Regions from separate parts of the Mus musculus genome. Here region 2 is linked to region 1. Evidence: chromatin contacts called from ENCODE Hi-C or POLR2A ChIA-PET data. All regions are on one chromosome and are shown on one strand. Each heading gives the region's core, a stretch centred on a gene start or an enhancer-like site at or near the end of the contact. The rest is flanking DNA. Distances are from core to core; before and after follow the strand shown.

What was found. A loop is a pair of places that touch in the nucleus more often than their neighbours do. ChIA-PET counts read pairs that join two places held with the same protein, here RNA polymerase II (POLR2A).
Region 2: a loop to region 1 is called in a map of heart, with 4 times the contacts of the local background. The contact joins the promoter of Rps6ka3 here to the promoter of Mbtps2 in region 1. A Hi-C loop is called at or near these places in 1 of 37 maps with a recorded cell type or tissue (heart). POLR2A ChIA-PET finds 5 or more read pairs at or near these places in 1 of 5 experiments (embryonic stem cell).

What each region holds. Positions count from the first base shown.
Region 1 is chrX:157,596,997-157,600,116 of GRCm38, reverse strand. It overlaps Mbtps2 (membrane-bound transcription factor peptidase, site 2), which reads left to right and starts at 1,402. Exons shown (of 11, transcript NM_172307.3): 1 at 1,402-1,621. The coding sequence starts at 1,547.
Region 2 is chrX:159,254,525-159,257,753 of GRCm38, reverse strand. Rps6ka3 (ribosomal protein S6 kinase polypeptide 3) reads right to left here and starts at 1,972. Exons shown (of 22, transcript NM_148945.2): 1 at 1,566-1,972. The coding sequence starts at 1,634.

The sequences.
Region 1 (3,120 bases), core at 153-2,652:
GCAACCAAGGCTGAGAACTACACTTTAGTTCACTAGACAGATGGTCAGTGCTCCAATTTTTAAAAGTTTCATCTAACCTATTTTATAGGCCAGTAGATCAACGGAAAACCTGCAAGGGCTGTTTCTCTCATCATGTTGTCCCCCTGGGACTGACTCAGGTAGTCAGGTTAGGCAGCAAGTGCCTTTACGTGTTGAGCCATTTTTCCAGGTCTAGAACTCCAATATGTAGCAATAGCCCAAACCTCAAGTCTTTTTTTTTTTTTTTTTTTTTTTTTTCCGAGACAGGGTTTCTCGGTATAGATCTGGCTGTCCTGGAACTCACTTTGTAGACCAGGCTGGCCTCGAACTCAGAAATCTGCCTGCCACTGCCTCCCGAGTGCTGGAATTAAAGGCGTGCGCCACTACGCCCGGCTCCTCAAGTCTTAGATGAAAGTTTTTGTTTTTTTTTTTTAATCAACAGCCAGGTATTTTTGATGCACAACTCTTAAGTGCAGGTTAACTCTGAGAGTTCAAGGCCAGCCTACTCTGTATAGTGAATGCCAGGCTTGGATTGCATAGTGAGACCCTGTCTTAAAATAAAGACCAGTTATATAGACAAATCTTACAAAACAAAATGTCGCGCGAAATAATCCAGATTTTAACAGTGTGGTTCTATTTACGCAGAATTCAACATTAAAAATAAATAAATTAATTAATAAATCAGAACGGGGCAGGGGACAGAAATACGTAGGAAGGGAAACTAGAAAGAAATTCTCTGGATAGAAATGCTACGTATGGGGCTGGTGAGATGGCTCAGCGATTAAGAGCACCAATTACTCTTCTGAAGGTCCTGAGTTCAAATCCCAGCAACTGCATGGTGGCTCACAACCATCTGTAATGAGATCTGACTCCCTCCTCCAGAGTGTCTGAAGACAGCTGTAGTGTTCTCACATATAATAAATAAATAAATCTTTAAAAAAAATAGAAAGAAAAGAAATGCTACGTATTTCGATTAAGATATAGACAGATATTTAGTTTTCAAAACACCGAAATGAACAAATGAGGCCTCCATTACGATATTGCCGTGCATAAAGACGTTAGAACGAGACGTGATTAATTTAAATGTGGGTATGTACTTCTGACAATCCCAAACTCCGGCTATATGAAAAGCACAACAAACCGGAGATGGAAATCAGTGAGAAGGAAGGGCAGAGCGCAGAGAGGGTCAAGCCTCATGAGTCACAAGCACGCTGCCGGACGGACGACCCGAGCTTCGAGCATTCCGGAGCCCGAGCGTCCCAGGAAAAGAAGCCCGCGCGCTTTTTCCGGCATATGCACCAAAAAAAAAAAAAAAACAAAACAAAACAAAAAAAAAAAAAAAAAAAAAAAAACGGCTGAGTGTCCTCACCGGAAGGGTCCGGAGGGAAATGTTGCCACCGGAGCAAAGAACCCGGTAGCACTTTAGTTCCTGCGCGGATGCTGGAGCTGGAAGGCTCCGGGCGGGCGCACGGCTGACTGGGGCTCGCAGAAGCAGGCCGCCGGGGCCCGCCGTCCATCCGTCGCTACGATGATTCCGGTGTCGCTGCTGGTGGTGGTGGTGGGTGGTTGGACTGCCGTCTACCTGGCCGACTTGGTGTTGAAGGTGAGGGCCTCAGGCCTCAGGCCCCAGCCGGCGGAGTCCAGGGCTGGTGCGCATGGTCCTGTGTCGCCCAAGGCCTTTTCTCTTCCCCTTCGGAGTCTCCGCGCCGGGCCGGGAGCCGCTCCGAGCGCCCGCCGCGTCTGCGTGCGCTCTCCCGCGTGGCGCATCCGTCCGACCGAGTAAAGAAAGTAGGGCAGGCAGGCTGCGGGAGGGGAGGGGTGTGGCGGCCACCGCATTGCGGGCGCCGCCGGGTCCCTGCGGCTTTTGGGCTCCTTCCCGGGAGGAGTCTGGCGGGCTTGGGAGGCACGGCTCGAAGGAGGAAAAGAAACGAAAACTTCCGCTTAAGAAAATGCTTTGTGGTTCTTCTTTGTGCTAAGGTTAGGACCCGTGAGACGCTGCTAGTGTTGTGATAAACCGAAATCAGATTGTGACTTAAATCACTGGCGTCAAACTCGAAAGTACACAGGAGCATCGGTGGTTCTAGTTTAAATTTAGATTCTGATTTCGTCAGATCTGGGAGGAAAGCTAAGATTGTGTATTTCCAGCCAGTTTCTCTGGCCCACGGACGGACAGTGCTGACCCACAGGCGGTGCTTTAAAGTAGCAAGAATTTACATAGCCACATTTTCTGTTATTCAAATTCTATTTACACCCTACACTCCCTTTTTCACAGTGACCACACACACTCTGAGCACACAGTGCTTTTTTTTTTTTTGAGTGTTGTGGGTGCTGGAATCGTAAGAAGAAATTTCAAGAGTTTGTCTGAGCACGTGTTTCAGACATCCTTGGAATGGAGTGGGGGTGGGGAATACGAGCTTAGAAATTCCCAAGGGTTTGGAAATCACAATCATAAATAGTAAAACCTTCATGTTTGTGTTCTTTTAAACAAAATAACCTCGTGACACTTCGTCTTAGGAAACAATAAAATCAAATGGCACCTGTGCTTCTTTGTCATATTTAAACGTTGGTATGCCAGGCTATGAAGAGCGAGCTTAAGAGAGCTAGGCTCTGCCACTTTCTAACCTCTGTGACCTTAGGCAGATCGTTACTTGTGCCTCCATTTCTTGTCTTTAAATTGGGAAAGCAACTGAAAGGATCACCTGAACTTATGGAGAGGATTATATTATGCGTCCAGATAATATACTGTATCGGAGGTCCAAGGACCAACAACACTTGGATGATCTGGGCCCTTGTTAGAATGGCAGACTCTCAGGTGTCACCTCTGCCCTGTAAAATCACAGTCTGAAGCTTAACAAGGTTCCCCTGATCATTTCTCTGCACATTTGCTTGAGAATCACTAGTGCAGTGGACTTGGTTTTAGTGCTTAGCAGCACAGGCCACAGTGATTTGGTGATGGGGCTCAAGAGAAAAAGCGCATGATTTCTTCATGTTTCATATGTTAAAAAAAGAATCCCAGATAAATAGAACTCATCAAACTCATACAGTCGGTCGCAGGTCAAGTGAGTGAGGAGGATGTGGTTTTAATTTCTGGGGCATCCCCTG
Region 2 (3,229 bases), core at 723-3,222, 1.7 Mb before region 1:
TTAAAGATTTATAGTATCATATTGGCTCTAAATTCAAATAAAATTCTTGTATTCTGCCAGTCGTAAAAACACGATTTCCTTTTTTACACCAGCCTTTCCTTTAAAAAAAAAAGTAACATATACCTATGTCTTTGCTATTTTAGAACAGCATTATCCAGTAGTAAATTATTAAGCATGAACTTGTAAGCTTTATTACAACTCTTCCTGCATTTAAGAACAAGTAAATATTTTTATATGGTAGTGGAGGTGACAGGGGAGAAAAATTAGAAAAAACGATCTGAACGGATTCCTCCCTCCCCCTCTCCCCCCTCCCAGAGAATGTCAGCGTCCCGCATCTCACACCAAACTGAGCCCGAGTTTTACTGACGTAACCAGTAACCCTACCCACCTCTCACACTGCGGAGGCCGATGGGGGCAGTGGCTGCCGCCAAGTACACCACTCATCAGAGCCTGCCCCATTCCACCCCCGCGTTTCAGTCATGCTTTCCAGAAATGGGGTCACTCGCTCAGTAACTATTACACACACCCAGCCTATCATTCTGTAATCCCCTAAAGTCCGCTGCGAGGATAGAATTCAGCGAAAAGTCAAGAAAGAGGAATCACAGACGCGCCACCATCAGGAACTGATTTTCCACTCTGGAGAGGAGCGCTGATACCCTGGAATGGATCTTGTCTGCATTATTTTTTTAGATCGCCAGTTGATTCTGGGACAGTGGCGGCTGTGAAAAGCTCGGTGCTGGGATGTGTCCGCGGAAATTCTGTTTTGCCTTGTTTGGGTATACTGTTTGGGTTTCTGACACTGGGGTGGGTATCTCAGGGCCGATCATCAGATCCCGGGAGAGGAAAATCAGATAGCCCTTTTACAGCGTCCGCTGATCTCCTTGAATTTCACCCGCTCACCTCCATGGACAGGAAGCAAAAGTTATACTGGGGTCTTCCAACTCAGTGACCTCAAAACCTAGGAGTAGGGGACCTAAGGCGCTCCGTTTTTCTTTTGCAGCAGCGGCAGAGAGCGCTGCGGCAGACTGACCGGGGTGTGGGGGGATCCCTCAGTCCTGGACCCCTTACTCAAAACCCTCCCGGCTTGGCTCGCCCACCTTGCCCTGTGGGCGCCCGTCTCCCTGTAGCAAACCCCTCCGGCGGCCAGACTGAAGTCTTGGCTCCTGGTGAACCGAATCCAAAGTCTCTAAGATTCCGGAGAAGACCCTAGAGCCGGCAGGGCCAAACTTCCCAACTCCCCGCCGCCGGCTCCTGCTTTGCCTCCTGCTTCCCCCACGCAAAGTTGATTAAAACAGGCTCTTTGCAAAGCCTCAGCGCCCACTCCAAACCCCACGCGCCGCCACACCGGCACCCCCCAACCCCAAAAGCAGGGAGAGGCGAGGGTGCGGGAAGGAGACACAGACAGATCGGCAAAGCCCAACGACCCAAAGCAGAATCTCGCCCCGGGAACAAGATGTGAGCCGGCGGCGGAGGTGGTCTAAGGGGGGCAGCTCCGGGGAAGAGAGCTAGCGCCGGCGGGGGCGTGGGGAAGGGGCGCGCCTGCCCTGCCGCACGGCTGCACTCACCTCCGCGCTGTCGGAAGGGCTCTCCACAGCCATCTTCTGCCACGGGTCCGCCAGCTGCGCCAGCGGCATCTTTCCCCCCCTCCCCGGCCCGCCGCCGCCTTCACCGCCTCCTCCCTCCCCACCCGCCCCACAGCCGGCTCGGCTCCTTAGCCACTCGAGCTCCAAGGCAGAGCCGAGAAGCAGCAGCCGGGCAGCCGCGGCTCCCCCGAGAGCGAGCTCGACGCCGACGCCGACGCCGACCACCCGAACGCCCAGCGCCTAGCCACAGCCGCCCGCACTCCAAGCGAGAGCCTTGCGCCGCCGCCAGGCACCAGGGCTCGCCCCTTTCTTCCTCTCCTCCTTCCGCCGCCCGGACTACGGCTCCGCCCCCCGCCTCCCCTCCCCGCCGCTTCCCGCGCCCGATCCCAGCAGAACAGCGACGGCCGCGCGCTCCCCCACTTCCGCTCACAACATGGCGTCTAAGCGATACCTGTCTCTCTAGAGCGAGGCTGGGCGGCCTCCGCCACCACCGCGCGCACCCAGGGGCGGGGCCAGTGCCGGACACGCCCCCTGGCTGGCCGCTCGGCGCCGCCCCTTTTCCACCTCCTACCCCTTCCTCCTCCTCCTCCTCCTCCTCCTCCTCCTCCTCCTCCTCCTCCTCCTCCACCTCCTCTCTCTAGCCTCAGCTTCTGGGCCTCGCCTACTTTCAGGAAGGGCGAGCCCAAAAAATTTGGGGGCGTTGGCGGGAGATGGGGTGGGGAGAGAAATGGGCTCTGCGGGGCGGACGAGGTGCCTTTGACTGCCACGAGTCCTAACAGCTCGGAGACTAGTTGAGAATAGGAGAGCAGAGGGGTTCGCGCTCAGCTGGTGAAGCTGGGCAAGGCGCTGGGGGCGCAGTCCGGTGGTAGCAGCCCCAGGCGGAGGCAGGAGGTGTCTTTTCGGCCTTTCTCCTCCAGGGGTGCGCGTGGGCGCGCCTAGGCTATGGGCACATCCCCTCCTGGCCCAAGACTCTCCTCCTTCAGGGTCACAAGCTGGGTATTCATTCACCTGACCCCTTTTCTCCTGCTTGGACGGGGACTCAAGAGGCTTCTTTCCCGGGAGCTAGCCACACATACGTACGTTCGGCTCCCAATTTGATTCAAAGCTTTTCGAGTTGACTCTCGTGTTCAATGTTTAGTACTTTGGAAATTTTTCGTCCCACCCTACCTCCGCCCTAATAACCCTTCCCAAGTGCATAGAGCCCTCGAGTTTCGGCCCAGACTGTCACACTCCTCCCTTGCTACCTAAAGCTTAAAAGAAAACAGGTTCCTTAAGGTTGCCCTTCTTGGCAGAGATTAAGGAGTTAGTAAAAATATCTTCTAGGCAGGAGCGCGGGGTTCCTGCTTCTCCGTTGACTTTAAATAAAAGATTAGATTTTTTTTTTTAAATCAAGCTGGTCGTAGGCGGAGGAGAAAGGGAGGGGAGGTTGTGACTCCTCCTCCTGCCCGAGAAGAGGAAGCCCTAGGTTAAGGGAACCCAATCCTCAGTCGGCAACGGAGCCACAGAATTCTAAGAGTTCGAGAATTAATGGCTGGGCGCTCTGAGTGGATTCCGGGAAGGCTCAGTCCTGGGTTCTCGAGCCCGCTGCTTAGATGCGCTGAGTATGTCTGGGATGTGTAAAAGTCGCTGGGCTGAGTGGAAAGCTA